2 separate regions of the Mus musculus genome follow, and region 1 is linked to region 2. Evidence: chromatin loops called from intact Hi-C (ENCODE). Cell type or tissue: gastrocnemius. All regions are shown on one strand. Links, peaks and the distances in the headings refer to the core of each region. The heading gives the core; the rest is flanking DNA.

Evidence for each region. Hi-C counts contacts between places; a loop is a spot of excess contacts. Peaks named below come from ENCODE experiments on the same cell type or tissue, not always from the same donor. Only the 100,000 strongest peaks of a DNase experiment are listed, where the experiment ranks them.
Region 1: a loop joins it to region 2, with 2.5 times the contacts of the local background. A loop is called at or near these places in 13 of 42 quality-filtered maps.

Annotation. Positions count from the first base shown.
Region 1 is chr16:29,834,038-29,843,161 of GRCm38, forward strand. It overlaps Gm32679 (a long non-coding RNA gene), which reads right to left. Exons shown (of 4, transcript XR_875997.2): 3 at 532-622. Among named protein-coding and RNA genes, the nearest start is that of Gm32679, 11 kb to the right of the region's middle. In gastrocnemius, for the core only: no CTCF peak of the experiment used is centred there; DNase peaks (open chromatin) are centred at 3,250, 3,399, 5,330, 5,610 and 2 more places; H3K4me3 peaks cover 892 bases; H3K27ac peaks cover 700 bases.
Region 2 is chr16:30,054,169-30,063,292 of GRCm38, forward strand. No RefSeq gene overlaps it. Among named protein-coding and RNA genes, the nearest start is that of Hes1, 6.6 kb to the right of the region's middle. In gastrocnemius, for the core only: no CTCF peak of the experiment used is centred there; DNase peaks (open chromatin) are centred at 2,975, 5,319, 6,258 and 6,540; H3K4me3 peaks cover 35 bases; H3K27ac peaks cover 2,423 bases.

The DNA of each region.
Region 1 (9,124 bases), core at 484-8,483, 220 kb before region 2:
CTTCAAACTGAAATGAAACAAGCAAACAGTATCGGGAGGGGGATGGGTGTGTTCGTATCACACTGAAAAGCCACCATTCCACCTGCTGTAGGAACTAAGTCTCCAGCCCGTCACACTGGTTATCTCTATGACATTACACAATGCCACCATACGGAAGGTGCCTTCTAAGCCTTCTCAAGTTAACTCTCAGACTTACTCAATTTTCTGAGCTGAAGAAGCCCCCTTTGGGGAAAATTCTGAAACAGGATTTAGCTATAAATAAATGCACTTTAATTTCTCTCTTCTAAATTGCGCAGGTCAGAACGCTTCCTAGGGTCTGGGTTTTCTTTAGTGAGGAAGATGTGCAAATGAGGAATTGAATGGTAAGTCAGACCTTGTCTGGAATGAGGCCTCTCTGCTTTTTAATAGGCCTCTTTCCATTTGGTTTGAAATAAAGTGGCCCCAATTATTTTTAAAATCCTTTAAAGGAAAAGATATCCATAAATTATGTTGTAGGCTTCTTCTGGTTTCCCAGAGAAATTAAACTCTTACCTTAAGTGACTTAAATCGCTTGCACGGAACTAGACAAAACTCCCTTCTGTTGTGTTACAAAAGGCAGACACAGCAGCACGGAATTTCAGAGCTAAAAAGATAAATAGAAATAGATATAAACACACCCCGGCAGCAAAACTCAATGAGGGAGATCAAAGCTAAAACTTCCGCCTTCATAGAGTTCCCCTTAAGATTTTTTCCCCCTCTTTTGCACCATAATCTAAGCCTCAGAACCTTGGTTCCTATTCAGCCCCAAGATCAAACAGCTCGCACACATCTGCTGGGTTAGGGGATTCCTTCTTTCTTTCTTTTTTTTAAAAAGGCATTCAATAATTGGTGGGGTGAGGGGAGAAGAGGAGATTGAACATCAGCATAAAGACAACAGGAAACCGCACCACCACACTCCTACCTATGCAAATGATGGCCGTGGGAGCCCAGTGTATGGACACGTGAATCTGTGAAAGGTAATGCCAGCACACTCCAAGAAAAGGGTTGGTTTGTTTGGCTGGTTGTTGGGTTTTTGTTTTGTTTTGTTTTGATTATTTACCCAAACAAACACTGGGCATTATTTAGCTTTTTCTTTTTTTTTTTTTTTTTTTTTAAGTTGAGAGGTTATCATTTTATTTCCTGTCTTTCCCATGGAAATCCTGTTTCTGGTCTCTTTCAGATCAAGGTAGGCAAATGCCAGGCCTAGGTGGGGGGTCTATAACCCAGGTGCTGCCAGACATGCACAGGGGCTTGGTCCCCACTGAGTAGTAGGAGGCAAAGACTCAGAAATGCTGGACTATGTCCAGGACTGCAAACTTTGGAGGAGATAGCCTACAGATATGATGGCAAGGATGGAAACTAGGGTTCTGGAGAAGTAGGCAGAAGAACCCAGTAGGATTGATAGAGCATTCAAAACTGAGGGCCTAGGGAGACCCTGGGTGTTCATTCAGTAAGTTTATGCTGTTCGGGCAGGAGGTCTGGAACTTAGCTGGCTATAGCAAGGCATGTGTGTAATCTCAGGGCCAAGAAGGCAGAGATGGAGGGGCCTCTGGAGCTTGCTGGACAACTGGACTAGTCCAATAGGTGACCCCCAGATTCAGTGAGAGAGCCTGTCTTGAAAAATAAGGTGGGGAGCAACTGAGGAGGACACCCAATGCCAACCTCTAGCCACAGGCATGTGTACCTCTCCCCTCTATTCTTCCCTGACACACACACACACACACACACACACACACACACACACACACACACACACACACAGAGAGAGAGAGAGAGAGAGAGAGAGAGAGAGAGAGAGAGAGAGAGAAGTAAATGTGGGAATGCTCGCATGCCTAGGTAACTGGAATGGTATGTAGAGGCTGGGACTGAAGACACCATGGAGACCAGTGGCAATCTTGGCAGTAGAATGAGAGATTAAAGCCACCATTTATTACAATGTTGGATTTGTTGGCTCCCGGGTTTATCTTTTCTTCTATCCTAGATACTCCTTGTCACCCTGAATTCTTACCTTCTGTTTCCAAACAGTAAGAGTTACAGCAAACAATTGGTCTCTGTCATGATGCAAATGAAGAAGAGCTGTGTGTGTGTGTGTGTGTGTGTACACAAAACCGACAGTGACGAAAACCTCAAAGTAACCTGGGGGTGTGCGTGTGGGACCAACCTAAGTGAATCCCAGCAGACAAGATGGTCTAGTCATGTCTCCATTTTTTGTGGAGTTTCTCTCCCCCCCGCCCCCCCCCCCCAAAGACCAGGAGCCCTGCTATTTCAGGGCTTTTTTGGCCTCTGATATTCTCTTACTCAAGATATGAAGGTGAGCCTGCCATTTGGCCACATTAGGGAAAGCTAAACAACTATAACAAATCACCCCCAAATCTTAGAGGCTCCATACAATGTTTATTTCTTGCTGGGGCAAACACTACACACTTAGCTCTGTCTTCATGCTACCTTGGGAGCCTAAGGTGCTTCCATCTGCCACTGCCTGCAGTGTAATCCTGGACTGGACAAAGAACTTCACTTCCATGAACTCAAATTCTTCACTTACAGGATGGAGCTGGTGTCCCTGCCCACGTAGCACATAGCACTATTGTGGCTGTCAGTGCTTAATAAATAATCATTATAATTATAAAAGCAATTGGCATTTATTAAATTCTTATTAAAGGCATATTGCTGTATATTTGATGGACATTATTTCACTTAGTCCTATGATAACACTGTCACAAAGTTCTACTACTATTGCTCTAGCTAAAAGGTGGGAGGGATATTTACACTCAGATATGAAATACAACTGTAGTGTATCTGCCCCCCCCCCCCCCCCCCAAAATCAGGCTTTGTATCTTACTGATCTTCCTTTTAGCAACACGATTGGCCCAGACGTAATGAACATTCCCCACCTCCACTCTGGTATCCAGCCTCATGTCATCTTAGAGAGCGTGCTCAGGGCTCAGAGCACAATAGATGCTTAGGAAATAATTGTCCAGTCTGTGTGATCTGCCTTCACACTGCAAATTACTATGGGGAAAATAGTCCCGTGTTATTTTCTTTTTCTCTTCAGAGCTATACCAAAATCACAGGTGCAACGCAGAGGGCCACTGAGTCCAGAATGTTGACAGCCTCACAGCCCAGAGTGGAGAAACCTGCTAGCTGCAGTCTGTCAGCTTTCCTGGTGAAAGCCTGGAGCGGGCTGATGCCTGCTCCCTCTTGGCCAGTTCCCAGGCATGTGGGTCGCCTATACAAGTCTTAATCAAGTCATCATATCTAGCCAGTGTCTCCTGGATCCCGTCACTTCTGAATGAGAAAAAAAATTGCGGACAAATTTCTATCAGCAGGAAGTTGGTGCTCTCCTGCGAGGCTGGATGAAAAGCCCCTGTGACGTCAGCAGTCTCCTGCCTTCCCACGCCTGCTGCGAGCTTTGAAGCTGCGGGCTTCTCTGTTTATGCCCCTAGCAGACCACCTGCCCCTCTGAGTCCCGTTCAGGCCCCACAACTGCTTGGGCTGCTCGGGATGAGCCCAAAGCGTCCTAATTATGGACATTGCTGGCTTGTTCTGGTCAAGTAAGAAGGGTCTGCCCCACATCAAGAAACTCACCGGCACCAGCGAACCCTGGCCTCGCCATTGTCCCCGCAGTAAGGAGCATTTGATTGAGGGCCAGGACAGTTTGCTGGAACTTATAAAAGCCCTGTTTGAAGGAAGGGGCTGCCTGGCCTCCCTCTACACGACCGATACTTTCCAATTTGTAATAAAGACTGTGAGAGATAAACCAAAAACACTGCTCGCGCTTCATCAGATTTTTTTTTTTTTTTTTTTTTTTTTGCGTCCTTCCCAACAGAGTTTTGCTGGAGAAAAAGAGCTGAGGGGATAAAGATATTGCTAGAGCTTAATGCCATAAATCTGATTAATCTACCTTGTGACAGTCGTCACAAAAAAGTTAAGGGTCAGAGTCTTGCCTGAGACCTGACCTTTCACCTGCAGCCAAGGCGGTCACAATGGGGGCCTACAGGCCTTTCACCGCTACCTGCTGCTTTGGACAATGCAATTGGACACAGTGTTCAACAAGATGGAGAATACCTCAGGGCCCAGTCCCTTCTTCTGTCTGTGGACAGCAAAGCATCCAGGACAGCATATTCACTTTCCAGATGGGAAGAGACAGGAGCCACCTCTGGGATTCAGGGACAGAAAACACAAATAGACGACTCTCCGTGGTGCATTTGCAAACTTACATTTAATGTCTTATAGAATATTTAAAGTTAATCAAGTCTGGGTCCTTTGCTAAGGAAACATGAGGGTCCACGATGCTCTTCATACAGGATGCAGTCAATGCCTAAGATGGTGAATCGTCCTTCCTGCCTGCTCATAGGGGGACTAATGGGCACTTGTAATAATACATTACACAAAGGAAGATATACAAGAAAAGAATCTAGATCTCCTAGTCTGGGGAAAGCGGACCGAGCCTCGCGTGACTCTTTTGCTTCCGTTCCACTTTTTTGTTTTGAGACAAGGTCTCCAACGACTTTGAACTTTTTTTTTTTAAAGATTTATTTATTTATTTATTTATTTTATGTATATGAGTACACTGTAGCTGTACAGATGTTTGTGAACTCAGGACCTCTACTCGCTTTGACCCAGCTGGCTCCAGCCCTGCTCATTCCAGCCCAAAGATTTATTTATCATTATTTGTAAGTACACTGTAGCTGTCTTGAGACACACCAGAAGAGGGCGTCAGATCTCATTATGGATGGCTGTGAGCCACCATGTGGTTGCTGGGATTTGAACTCAGGACCTTCGGAAGAGCAGTCAGTGCTCTTACCTGCTGAGCCATCTCACCAGCCTGACCTTGAATTCCTGATCTTTCTGCCCCTACTTCCTAAGTCCTGGCTGTCCAGGCAAGAGTCACTACATATGGCTTTCATCTTTTGTTCGTTTTTGTTTGTTTGTTTGTTTGAGACAGAGTTTCTCTGTATAACCAGCTCTGGCTGTCCTGGACTCACTTTGTAAACCAGGCTGGACTCGAACTCACAGAGATCCTCCTCTCTCTGCCAACCAAGTGCTAGTATCAAAGACGCGCCCCACCACGCCCAGCTGGCCTGAATCTCTTAAATTTCATCAGTGCACCCGAGGAATGGTGAAGAGATCCATGCCCCCTCTATTGACGTTCGCATTCACGTTTTCTTTAAAAAAAAAAAAAAAAAAAAAAAAATTCCTCAGACTGAGCAGTCTGAGCAAGTAAGGCTCTACTAGCTTATCTAAGCGCCCCGCCCCCACTTGCCAGTTGCGGTAGTGCGGTCTGCGAACAGCTAAGACACTTCCCAAGGTTTCTGTGTCCCCGCATGTTGCCACCCTGTGCTGCCAGCAACGCTTGCAGCTTTCTGGTTTTGTATTTCATCTCAGCCTTAGCAGGATGTGTGAGCAGAGAGAGCATCTGGCAGAATGGCACCGCGAAATGGGAACCAGACGCTCGGTCGAGCGCCACCGAGAGCTGTTTATCCGTGGAATTAACCTTTTGTTCTGCGTTTGCTCTGTGGTAGGCTTGCACTGTGCTTTTAAATTCGCACCCTGCCCCGTGTCTCCAAGAGGCAGCCTGGTTCTGCTGAGTCAGCGCTTCTCGGGCCTGGCAGAGGCGACTCGGAGCAACTGGTAGCAAGAAAAGCTTGCAGCAGCCCCCTCTGGCAGTCACCTTTGGCTCCCTGTAGATTTACGACGGCAGCAGATGGGCCCAGGTGGACTCAAGTGAGAGTCTCAGACAGGCCCAGTTCCTCTGACTACTGTAATTGTGTCTAGACCAGAGGGAAGGCGCGCACACCTCCTGAATGCACTTTGAAACAACTCAAAAGTGTGAAAGGAATTTACTACCACAGGAAGGTCTGGTCCAGGCAAGACACCAGAATGGGTCCAGAGGAAAGGAGGGAAAGCAGGAAGGAAGGAAGGGAGGGAGGGAGGGAGGGAGGAAGGAAGGAGAGGGGGAAGGAGAGAAGGAGTGAGAGGGAAGGAAGGAGAGAGGGAGACAAGAGCTAAATTAGCCCAGATACCATCTTCCCTACCAGTCTGACTCGCAGGTAGTAATGCTTACTGATAGTCAGGCAGATTACTTCTCATGATTCAGCTCTGCGAGGGACAGCCTACCTTCGTGTGTCCGTCTGGAGGATCAGATGGTGCTGGGCATAATACCAGGGGAGGTGGCAGCAGTAATCCATGATCTTGATAGGTTTACATGGAAGCTCCCTCCAGATAGGAAACAGATCAAAGGGCCCCGGCTCTGGTTAAAGAACTAGGTGGCCAGGGGCCCAACGTCCTGCTACCTTGCTTCCCCCTTTCTCCATCAGTGGGCCCACCTAAGGGGAGACCCCTGAGAAGAGTTAGTTCTAGCAGCAGTACAAGACACCCTAGGTGAACTGTATTTCTGGGTTTTCCACCAAAGGGGATCATAGGTTGCTGGGGTCAGAGGAGAAGAAGAGGGAAGCAAGCTTGGGGCTGGGGGTCTCCCTGTGGCAGATACACATTTCCAGGCTATAGCGTGCTGCATGTGACCAAAACTTCCTTGAACTGCACCCGTGGCCCCACATCCAGATAACCAGGCTTCATCTGGGTGCCATGTGTCTGGTGTCTCAGAGATTTCATTTTAACATTGAAAATATAAACATCACAGTAAGGGGAAGGCTTCATCTAGTCACCTTATGCTTATGAAAAAGGTTTTCTTGTGACTTACAGACAAGAAAACTAGATAATAAGCTGTGTGTTCTCCAAGAGGCTTAGAGCTTGGTGCTGGTGTTCAATAGGACAAACTTGACATTTGGGAAACTACATTTTAGTGACGAAATTGGTGAGAGGCTAAGATAGCATTTGAATAGATGAAAAAAAAAATGTGAGCAAAATACTGTTTCGGAAGAGCATCCAGTCTGGCAACTTATTACCAAATGCTGGCATCTGGAGAGATCTGATTTGACAATTTGGTTGAGAAAAAAAAAAAAAAAACAGAGATGGACTTGAAAAACAAGAAGGGATTTTTACGTGGCCCAGGAAAGCTGTCCCCCAAATTCCAAGGATCCAGAGTTGATCATCCATAGAGTTCAGGTAATGTAAAGGGCAGAGGGGGTCCAGAAATATCCTAGAAGGGTGTCTGGGGAAGAAGAGAGGGAAAGCTCTTCAGTGAACTCCACAAGGCAGTCAGCGGTGGAGGGAAGAAGGCCAGAGAGAGCTGCCAGCGGCTGTGATGTGGCCGTATGGCCGAGAGGAAATGGCTCTCCCAACCTGCTATTAAAGCAGCTGTGGTCAGACCCATGGTGACAGCTCAGTGCTGGCATGGAGCACAAGATGCTGGCTGGCCCTGGCCATTAGGATTAGTGGGAAGACAGCTCTCCCAAGCCCTGGCTGGACCTGGATACACTCTGCAAACTCACTCTAGTGCTTAACTGCTCTGTACCCACCTAGTCTCTCCCTGCCTGGATGGCTGATGTTATACCTTCCTTTCTACAGCTAAAATCTTGCTTAAACCTGCCACCCTCCTACAGGTTTGCACAAAGTAAAACATTCAGACCTTAAATGCTCAGTGAAGTTTGACAAATGAATGTGCCCATGTGATCTAGCACCCAGTCAGAAACATTTCTACCACCCTGGGAGTTTTCTTCATTCTCTATCCTTGTGTCCCTCTGTCTGCATAGAGCATAAAGCAAACGGTAACCTGGCTTCCTATTCCCAGATTGGATGTTTTCCTCTACAGTGTCACAGAAGTAGAATGGTGTGACGTGCCCTCCTTTCTGGCCGGCTTCCTTTGTTTGGTGTGCTTTCTGAGGCCTGTGTTATTGCATGCTCCAGTGGTGGGTTCTTCTTTTCTTTGTTTGGTCTGGATGTTATTTCATGGCATGGATGTACCACAATTAGCTACTGATCCCTGCATCCATTTTGGGATATCTAAGATGCATTTGGTTGAAGCCTTTGTGACCAAAACTGCCATAAAAAGTCCTGAGGAGTCCACCATGAGTTCATTCAACCTGATTTCATTTTTTCGAGGCAACCACCTACCAGGGGAATTGCTTGATAGTGGGGCAGAGGTGTGTTGAAATTCCAGGCAAATTTCCAATGTGGATGGTTAGAATTTCACAATTTAAAGTAGGAACACAAAGATGGCCCCTGTGTTTCAGGCACATAAACATCTATACTCTCAGGAGGGCACAGGCTTAGACAGTGTCCTGCGGTGGCCATGTGTAAGCTGTGACAGCTGCAGTAGCTGTCATGTTCTCCTTTCTCAAGAAAACTGCGTGAACAGATGGCACCTGTGATGTTTCTAGCGCTGTCTCGACACAGAATCTTCCACTGATTTTAGGCAAGAAAATTTTTGGTGATTATCCTCCTTAACAATTGTGATCTACTTTGCAACTTAAGAATAGAGTTATTTGATGTGCCATCTAACAGCTTCAGGCCCTGACTCTGATATAACACTCGTGCTAGGTAGTTTTAGATCAACTTGACACAAGCTAGAGCCATTTGGGAAGAAAGAACCCATGCTAAGAAAATGTTCCCTATCAGATTGGCTTATGGGCAAGCCTCATAATAATGAGGATAATGCCCTCAGATCACTGGTGTAGGGCTGTGAGGTCCTGAGGTCCTGCATTGTCAACGGCTGGAGTCCTGAGTGGTCAGTAGCTGAAGTGAGTCTTGGGTGGTTAATAGCTAGAGTGTGTCCTAGGTGGCCAGTGGCTTGGAGTCCTGAGTGGTTAGTAGCTGGAGTTCTGAGTGATCACTAGATGGAGTGAGTCCTGAATGGTCAGTGGCTAGAGTTCTCAGTGGCTAATGGCTGGAGTGAGCCCTGGGTTGTCAACAGCTGGTGGTTAGTGGCTTGAGTCCTGGGTCTTCAGTGACTGAAGTGAGTCCTGGGGTGGCCAATGGCTGGAGTGCTTGGGTGACCAATAGCTGAAGTCCTGGGGGTCAATGGCGAGAGTTCTGGAGCATTGGCTGGAGTCCTGGGGGTTCAATGGCTGGAGTCCGGGGTGGCTAAGTCTACTATACTCACTAGTTTTACTAATAAGAACAAGGTGAAGCCAGTTTCCCTCTAAAGCACTGACTGTGTGGCAATTGACCAGCTAGAGCCTTCAAAGTGGGGAGAGACTGATACTTG
Region 2 (9,124 bases), core at 713-8,712:
ATTTGGAGCCCAAGGCCAGTTTGGGCTTCATGTAACCCTATCACAACAACAACAGCAACAATGAACAACAATAACGAACAAACTGAAGCTCATTCCTCAAGGGGCAGTGGATGGAGGGCATCACCTCCATCCATCACCCACAGGTGCCAAGCATGAATCGTGTCTCACTTCCCTTCAGAAGGCCTGGAGATGGCTGAATGAGCAGGTGAACAAGCGATCTAGTACAGTCATGAGTCCCAGGTTATGCTGGTCTTGCTGACTACTAAGAACAGCGCTGCCTCTTGTCCCCGGTGTGCCCCAGCTGAGACCACCCACACAGACAAGGAGCCAGCCAGAAAGGTCTTGGATATTTATCTTATCCACCAATCTTACTTTCCTAAGTAAGTCTGGGGCTTTGTTTCTTTGCTTGAGCATCTTTCTGGAGTCCTGGGTCCCCCGTCCCTTGAGCTGGGCAAGGTGGGAGAAGGACACCCCATACCCTGGCCCACAGTCTTTCAGACGCTCTTAGCACCATGCATACGGTTCCTCTCTGTGAGCCCAGGCTCACTGCAAAGAAGTCAAGGCCACACCAAGCTCTGCACCCTATCTGCCAGCAAATAAGCGCTAGCCAACCCTCCTCCCTGGAAAAACAGCAGAGGCAGATCATCTTTAAAGCTTTCTCCTGGCTGCAGAGCTGTGATTCATTTAACCAGGTTGAAGCTTCTGTTCTATCAAATATGGGCATGGACCAACTCATTATAGTGCTTCTCCATCTATTTCTTTGACAATATTAACATTCTGTGAATGTTTTTAGATGAATGGAAGTACTTTAGTTATCAGAAATACACATATAGGAAAAATGAAAGCATCTAAACATGTACATTATATTTGCAAGTTATTTTAAGTATTATATATACATATATATATGCATATATTACATATGTTAAAATATGCTAATACATAATACATACATATATCTATAATACCTATATTACATACAAGTATATATTATGTATACTATGAATTACATATAATATATCATTATTATATATTAGTATATGTTAGTATATTACATAAATAAATAGATAAGATATTATATAGATAAATATATGTTTGAATATACAATATATAGTATATTATAAAATATATTTTATATATTTATATAGAAATATATATTTATATATTATATACAGTTGTATGTTTTCTATTTGTGTTTGTGTGTGTAAGAAAATTGAATTACTATGAATTACTATGTCACACAGCTAGAAATCACCTAAGTTCCAACTTGAACTCAGGCAGCCTGTCTCCTAAGGAAGTCAGCCTTGCAGGTACTCTGCTCGCCCGATTTTCCTGAGCACATACACAGTCTATGCCCAACATTCCTAATGCGAGTAATCATCGGGCCAATCAAACCTCAGCTGGAGATCACTCGCCACTCCCAGAGGAAGGCTCTATTTAAATAGCAGGACATTGCCCCTGTGACTTTACAGCCTCCTTTATCACTCGGCACCATAAAACCACAGGTGTGTTGGGCTGCTCTATAAAAACAGGTGTTCTGTGTGCCCCAGTCACACTTCACCCAGTGTGTCGGGATAGGATTACTATCTACTTCTTGACTGCACAGAATCTCCCACGAGGAGCTGGCAGGAAAAGAGAAGCAGGACGGTAGGGGACGCAAGAAGTAGGGTCTCAGCTCCCAGGCATCTGCTGCCCTTGTGCATGGCCTGGGTGAGGGCCCACTGGGGTCACCTGTCCCAGCTGCCCTTCTCGTTTTCTCTGCCAGTCTTCCAGGAGGATGCCTGGCCTACCCACTGGCACTTTTACCCTTTCTATCTGCGTTGCCATGATGGGACCTGCCTGCTTAAATCTTACTTATTAACTTTACAAAGATATGGCAGGCTGCGATTACAGGAGAATTGTTTGAGAGTGCAGTATCTCGCTCCTTCCCACGTACCTTACCCTGGGAATTGCTTTGTACCTGCACATTGCTGTGTGCTGGTGTGTGTTTAATAACCATCAATAAAGATAGGCCTGGGAAAACACGGACAGACACAGATTCCTCAGGAAACGAGTATCCAGGAGGGTGCTGGCTGCCCACAGGTGATCACTGGGCGTGGTCAAAGGTAAACCCACCCCTCTGACTAAGCAGTTAAAAGTTTGGAAAGTAAGTGTGGCCTGAGGATCCCTTAACTGCCCATACAACTGATCTCCTTAAATCGAAGCTGATTCCTGTGTTTATGATCCAGATATCAGAGTGTCTACTCTGCAGGAGGTTATTTCCCAAATAGCTCATTTACTAGAGAATCAAGGGAAATTGGGAGTGTGAGATGCAGCTTAGCATATATAGCTTAACTGTACACTGCTTGCCTAGGGAGCACCTGGTTCCAATTCTTGGCACCATACACACACACACACACACACACACACACACACACACACAAATAATAATTAAGTAAATAAATAATGAAATGAACATTCAATAATAATAAAATAGAGGAAGTGTGTGTGTGTCGGGTGGCATTTCTGAACTATGAACTTGGAATGTCACCATTCCAAACAGATGAATAACATTTGTATAGTGGGAAGATATGGAAGTAACTGTCGAATAGATACATAACTCTGACTCCCGCATACTAGGTGCTCAAAAAGTTTGTTGTGCAGAATTAATCAACTAACCAGAAATGGAAAAATCTAACCTTCACTCTATTCACAGTCAACAGCATTCATTAGAAACAAGGCAAACTGACTAGGAGCCTTCCACCAAGGCAACAGACCAGTCCAGAAACCAAGTCGCTGGCTGTCCCCAGCAGCAGGCCTTTGAGAGTAACTGAGGAGGGTATAGATCATGCAGGACAGTACTTGAACTTGGGTACTTGGTTCCTAAGTGACTGTGGGAGCCTGCTGAGATTAAGGCCCAGCTGGATATTTGTGCAAGTCACACAGTGCCTGGCAACCTCCTCCAGGAGCTAACAACATACTTGATCAAGAGGCCTCTCCTGTGAGGTCAGGCCAGCTTGGCATGCGCCAGCATGTTTCCAGAGAGCTCATTTTCCATGGGCCTTCTAGGATAGCAGCCAAGATTGGCCCTGTTGCAGTTCAGTCCCACAAAAGGAAAAACTCAGTTCATACTCCACACAATGTCCACATACTGAGCAACCCCAAGGGGACCCAAAATAGTCTCCACCACACCCACAGAAGTTGAAGGGATGACAGAGATTAAAGTTTGGTCCTGAGTCTCCCTTTGTCCTGAACCATCCCGTGACCTCTCGGGAACCTCTTCCCCCCATGCGGACCCCAGAGCAGGATGCAGTCTCTCCACCCCATTCCCTGGCGCCATGAAAACCCACTTCCATTCTGTGAGATTTGATCTATGACTACAGTGCTACAGACCACACAGGGCAGATGACTAACCACTGAGAAAGGGAACAAGTTCTAGAATTCTTTCAAGGAACCTCAGTGGGAAAGCCGATGTCACGTTCTAAGATCTTCCGAGGGAGACTATAGCAGACAGTTGTGCCATCTCCCTGGACTCTCTTCCTGAACTGTTCTCTAAGTTCAGCATCCCAAAGGAAAATATATAGTTCACACACAAGCATCATCTCTCAGCAACTTGGGAAATCATTATTTGTCTTACCCATCCCTTGGATAAATGTGGTATTAGCCCAAAGCTCAAGCAAGGTCTCTCTCTCTGTGTGTTCTCTCCCCTAAAGTCATGTTTCTGAGAGAAAAACTTAGCATCTGAAGATTCAAATTCCAGGGACAGAACTATTCTCTCTCCCCATCTTCCTGTCCCAGCAATGGTTCTCAACCTTACAACGCTGTGACCCTTTAATACAGATCCTTGTGTTGAGGTCACTCCTAACCATAAAATTATTTCATTGCTACTTCATAACTGTAATTTTGCTAGTTATGAGTCATCATGTAAATATGTAGGGTATCTGATATGCAACCCCATGAAAGGGTTGACTGACCCCCTAGAGCAGTCTCTACCCACAGGTTGGGAGCCATTGTTTTAGTGCATAAAGATTAACCCTAAGAGAGAAGGCCAAGTGGCTTGGCTTAGCTTGGATGGCTGGGAGGGGCCAGGCTGCCTGTACTTGTGGCTCCTTTCTGTCTCCTGGAACTGAGGAGTCAAGATTCCTTCCCTCACAGAGAAGACAGGATGATAAGCAAACCTGGGCAAGACAGTCCAGAAAACTCAGGGATGTCTGTTAAAAGCTCCATGCTTCAGATTACCCAAGGTGCACCGCAGCAGGGCCTCTTCCTCCTCAGCTGAAATACCGGGTAATGCAGTGACCCAAAGTGTTCTTCTCCTATAGAGAGGGTAGGGCGAGTTTCTAGATCGAAAGGTGGAGAGCCTGAGGCTGGTCCAGGATTGGCTACTCCTTCTCTAGAGAGGCAACCACGGACTTGTACAAGCCATTTCCTCCTGGCCTGTTTCCTCACTTGTTACATGAACGAAGAATCTCTTTCCGTGGTGCCTGGAGCCTGTGGCTTCCTATAATCTGAGATAAACTGGAGGATGGAGCGGAGCAGAGGAGATTGAAAATATGTTGTATGTATTCACCCATTACACACACACACATACACACACACACACACACACACACACACACACACCCTGCTGAGGTACTGGGAGTGGTATGTAAGGTCTCATATATGCTAGACAGGGCCTCCTAAGACTAAGCTGTATCCCCAGCCCTCGACTTTCTGAGACACGATCTAAGTTACCAAGGCTGGTCTTGAACTCTTTAACTCGGGTGGGTCTTGACCTTGTAATCTTCCAGCCTCAGAGGGATTTATAGACCAGCATCACCAGGCCCAGCGCATATCATATCCATTCTTGAATTTTACTCAATTGATTTTTCTGGGCAGTTATATTTATTTTGGTTTTGATTTTTAGAGAGACTTCGGGTCTGATGTCACCATTTGAGTGGCTTATCTGCAAGCCACATAATTTCAGGTCGTGGGTTTTGAGGGCCCTAGCTTCACCCCCACATTCCTAACCTTCCCAGAGCCCTTGAGCCTGTCCTCACATGCCTCAGTCATTAACCCAGCTGGAACCTTTCTTGCCCTCAGTCCTGAGGTAGCATCCCATGGTGCCTGGAAATGCCTTCCCCACCTCTGAGCCTTCAGGCTTACCTCACAGAAGTCTCACTGAGGGTTAGGCTATTGGCTATGAGCACAGTTAGGGCCTCCTGAGTCCCCCATGCCTCAGCCAAGTGGGAGAGTTGAGCAGACCGTGGGCACCCCACCCCCACCCTGCTGAGGAAGGTCTTCTTGGCAGCCACCCTCCTCCAGAGCCCATTAGGGAAGTGCACATTCCCTTGGTCTCGCTGGCTCCAGTGAGTGTTAGGGGGCGGGGGAGCATTACAGGCTATTAGCCAATGTTGAAAGCCTCTGTTTTCCACCCCCTCCCGACTTCTCTTAGCACCGTCTGGGCTTGGCCAGGAATCAAGCCTTTTTTTTTTTTTTTGTTCAGAAGTGGCGACTTATTTTTATCAAAGATGGAATGCAGTCTCGCAGTTGTTTCCAGTGCCTCTGCATGGCAACCAAACTCTTGTTCCAAGCATTCCCGAACCTGCTTTTCCCAGTAGACATCTCTCTCCTTTCTCCATCTAAATGCTGGCCAGGGATCAGCTTAGGTTTCTGGGGTTGCAGAAATTAAGACTCATTATTAATATCTCTACTTTAAAATACAGGCCCTGGCTGGTGACCGGAACTCTGTAAATCCCACCCTAAAACAACCTGAGGGCCACAGTACTACCGAAGTGGGTAAGCCTGGGCTATGCCTCCTCCACCCCCCACAACTCACCCCTTGCCTCAAGGCTTACATTGCTGTATTTCCTCCAGCTAGCCCTTCCCTCTCTGGAGGTTAGGGTGCCCACTAGGAGGCACAGATTGCCTAAACCTTTCTGACCCCAAAATCTGGGGGTCATCCTTGGGTAAGAAGGTGAGGCACTTGTTCGTTTGAGACATATTTATTAGATAGACACAAAGGGGACATAAAGACATATAGAGGAACAATTTCGAATTCATTTTGAGGGTTATGAGAAGTTCTCTTTGGGGATTCTGTGATGAGCTCAAAGACTCTTATCTAAGAAGACATCATGATGACGATGGTGATGATGATTTCAGTAAAGGATACTGATGCCAGATGCCATCTAAATGCCTGCCTGAGATCAGGCTAAAAAAGAGGCCACAGGAAAATGATCTCCAGCTTCCTTCTTGCCCCCGGTCTCGCCAGGAGGCACCCACAGACAAACATGCAAGTACAGGATGCCTGGAATGTCAAATGTGTTTCTGGACACTCCCAGCTGCAAGGAGCTAGCTGGCTGCCACCCCAGGGGAAAGGCAAACACGTCTCTTCTCTCCTAGGCTTTATTTTTCTCACGGTGTCTGAAAGGGCTGTGATCAGGTGATATGTGTAGGGCTGCTCCCAGTACAGGTGCGGGGCAGGTAGGAGGGGAGGTGAGCGATCCACCCCGCCCAGTGTGTGCTTACTCTGAGCTCTTTCAATAGCCCTACCAGGAGAGCTCTTGGCAAGGCAGCAACCTCCATCTCTGGCAGGCTGCAGGGAATCCGAGTGTGAGAAAGTCAGTCATGCGAGGGAGAAAGAAAAAAAAGCTTTGAGTCCTCGGGCAAAATACCACCACCACCACCCCTCCCTAGCTCTAAACCAAACCCACAAAACAGTCCCAAAAACCGAGTGGGGAAAGGGGAGTCTCTCCCAGGCTACAGATACTTGTTTTATGCTTTAAAAGCCAACAGGTGATAAAGCAAGACAGAGAAGTCAGACCCTCACGGGTGGTGGGTTACACTGGGGACAGGCAGGGAGAAGCCCCCGTTACAACTGATTACTGGGCACAAAGCAGTGTTTAAGATTCTGTTTTATTGACACCATAATGGGAGCCAAAAGACCTCCACTCAAAACATCCCCACTGAGGCACAGGACTCCGTCTTCCTCCTGCTTTGGGAGTAGGGGAAGATATGACTGAAAAACATTCCTTGGAACTTTTCAAGTCGAAAAAGCCTTTCTGGATATTGAGTTCACTGCCCTCGTTGGCGTTGGTGGGTGGACAGCACCAATTTGACAAACCTTCTCTGTCCAGAGTAAGAGACTAAAACCTCATCTATGGGGTCTGTCTGCAAAGCGACCTTGTTCTTGAATACTTAGCAGAGTCAAGACTCAGGACCTCCATGGCTTCTTAACACTATTTCAAGAGGGCAGTGCAGAGGCACAAACATATACATAATGTTTGATCACATGGGTCTGCTGTCCCTCTACTTAGAACTGTGTATGTGAAGTCAGTTGCTCACTCTAGCGGGTAAATGTTCTAAAGTGACAGTTAAGGAGTTGTGGTTAACTCCCTGACCCATGGGACAGCATGAGGCTGCACTGGGAGACCCTATGTGACTTATTCATCCTCCACACACTTTCTTGGTTTGCCAGGAACCAAAGCCCAAGAGGCAATAGAATCAGACTAGAGAAACGTTAGAAGGGACGATGGTATCCTAGGTTGGGGCATGAGGGCTTAAGAGCAGACAGCAGTCAAAGTCATAACAGACCTTATTGCCTAAGAAGGGTCTTGGAGGGAACCTGGAGAGGGGGTAAACGCCCCCACCCCACCCACTGGGAGAATGTTGTTGTTGAGGGTTTTTGTTTTGTTTTGTTTTGTTTTTTAAATAGCTTTCAAAGAAGCCTAAGAAGGTTATTGGGGTTGAAAAGAAGGTAACCCCACCTTTCACCTAAAGGATTTTCAAACATACAGGAAAACCCCACTGTTTAAAAAGCAACCGATTTTCTTTCAGCAGCCACTACTTTCCCATCTGTTTAGGACATGAAAGGAGTGCCCAAACTCATTGGTCCAGGTTGCAGGGTAACAAAGAAGGCATTGTTTATCATTTCTTCAAACAAGATAGGGACCGGCCCACTCTGCAGCATATATATATTCTCTCTCTCTCTCTCTCCCTCTCCCTCTCTCTCCCTCTCTCCCCAAAAGGCAAGTCAAACACTGAGGTAAAGGTTTATCTGCAAACTCTGGGGAGGGCTGTCCTGGCGGGTAGAAGAGAGGCTTAGAAGATAAAAATGGTTAGAAGCCTGTGAAATAATAGACAACAGCTCGCCCAGGGCAAACAAGTTTCTAACTCAAGTCAGTGGAGTGTGTGGTTAGTGGTCAGGTAACCTGAACCAAGTAGGTAGCATGTCAGCCTACCTGTGCCACTTAGGAGCCCTCTCTACTAGTCTGATTCCCTTAGATGGCCTGTGTCTCCAAGCCCTGCAGTCCGCTCTTGACACTTTCCTCAGGGTCACCTAAGGAGAGCCCTGATGTCTTTTCTCCACTGCGAACCTCCTTTGTGGCTCTTCATTGTCTTAAGGGAAGGTTCAGAGTCCTTCATAAAGCAGGATGCCCAAGGGTCTTGTGTGTGGTGATCTCAAATTTCTTACATGTCCATTTACACCCGCTGTGAGTGTTCTATAACTGAGGACATCAGGTTCTGTGCCTTAAACGCCATCGGTAGCTCCCTTCCTCTCCATCCCCATGACTCAGCATATTTCCAACACCTCAGCCATATTTTTCTGAGGTACAGAATACAGATCCTCTCCACCAGTAGCCCTACTAGAAGCTTAACGTATGACTAATTGTTCTGGATTCTCTACATCCTTTTACTTCTGTCTACTGCCTCTTTTAAAGGCACTCCCAGGGGAATCTTGTGGGGAATCTATAGATGGCAGCCATACCACACAGATACCTGGCAACGAGCTTTCTAAAGGCACTGTTAATGAACTACACCCGATGAAGGCTTCATGACCTAAAGGCACCCCTCCGGATTCAACCCCCCGCAACACGATCTAAGCCCCCAAAGGGAAAAACAGAATCCCCAAGCATTGTCCAGAAAGCCCGGTTCTGTGCGCCCCTGCAGTAGGTTGGAGAATAAATACTCCGTGGGAGCGGCCACTCTATCTCTCATCGTGGTAATCCCAGGGTTTAACAGTGTCTGGCGTTCCATCACAAAGGGGGGTGGGGGGGGCTTGCCCAAGGTCATGCAGTCAAGGAAGCACCACCTCGTCCGGGACCAGAGCTGGAGAAATCTTTCACATGATCTCAGTGGGAGGTTGGGGGAGGGGACGAAGGGACGAGCC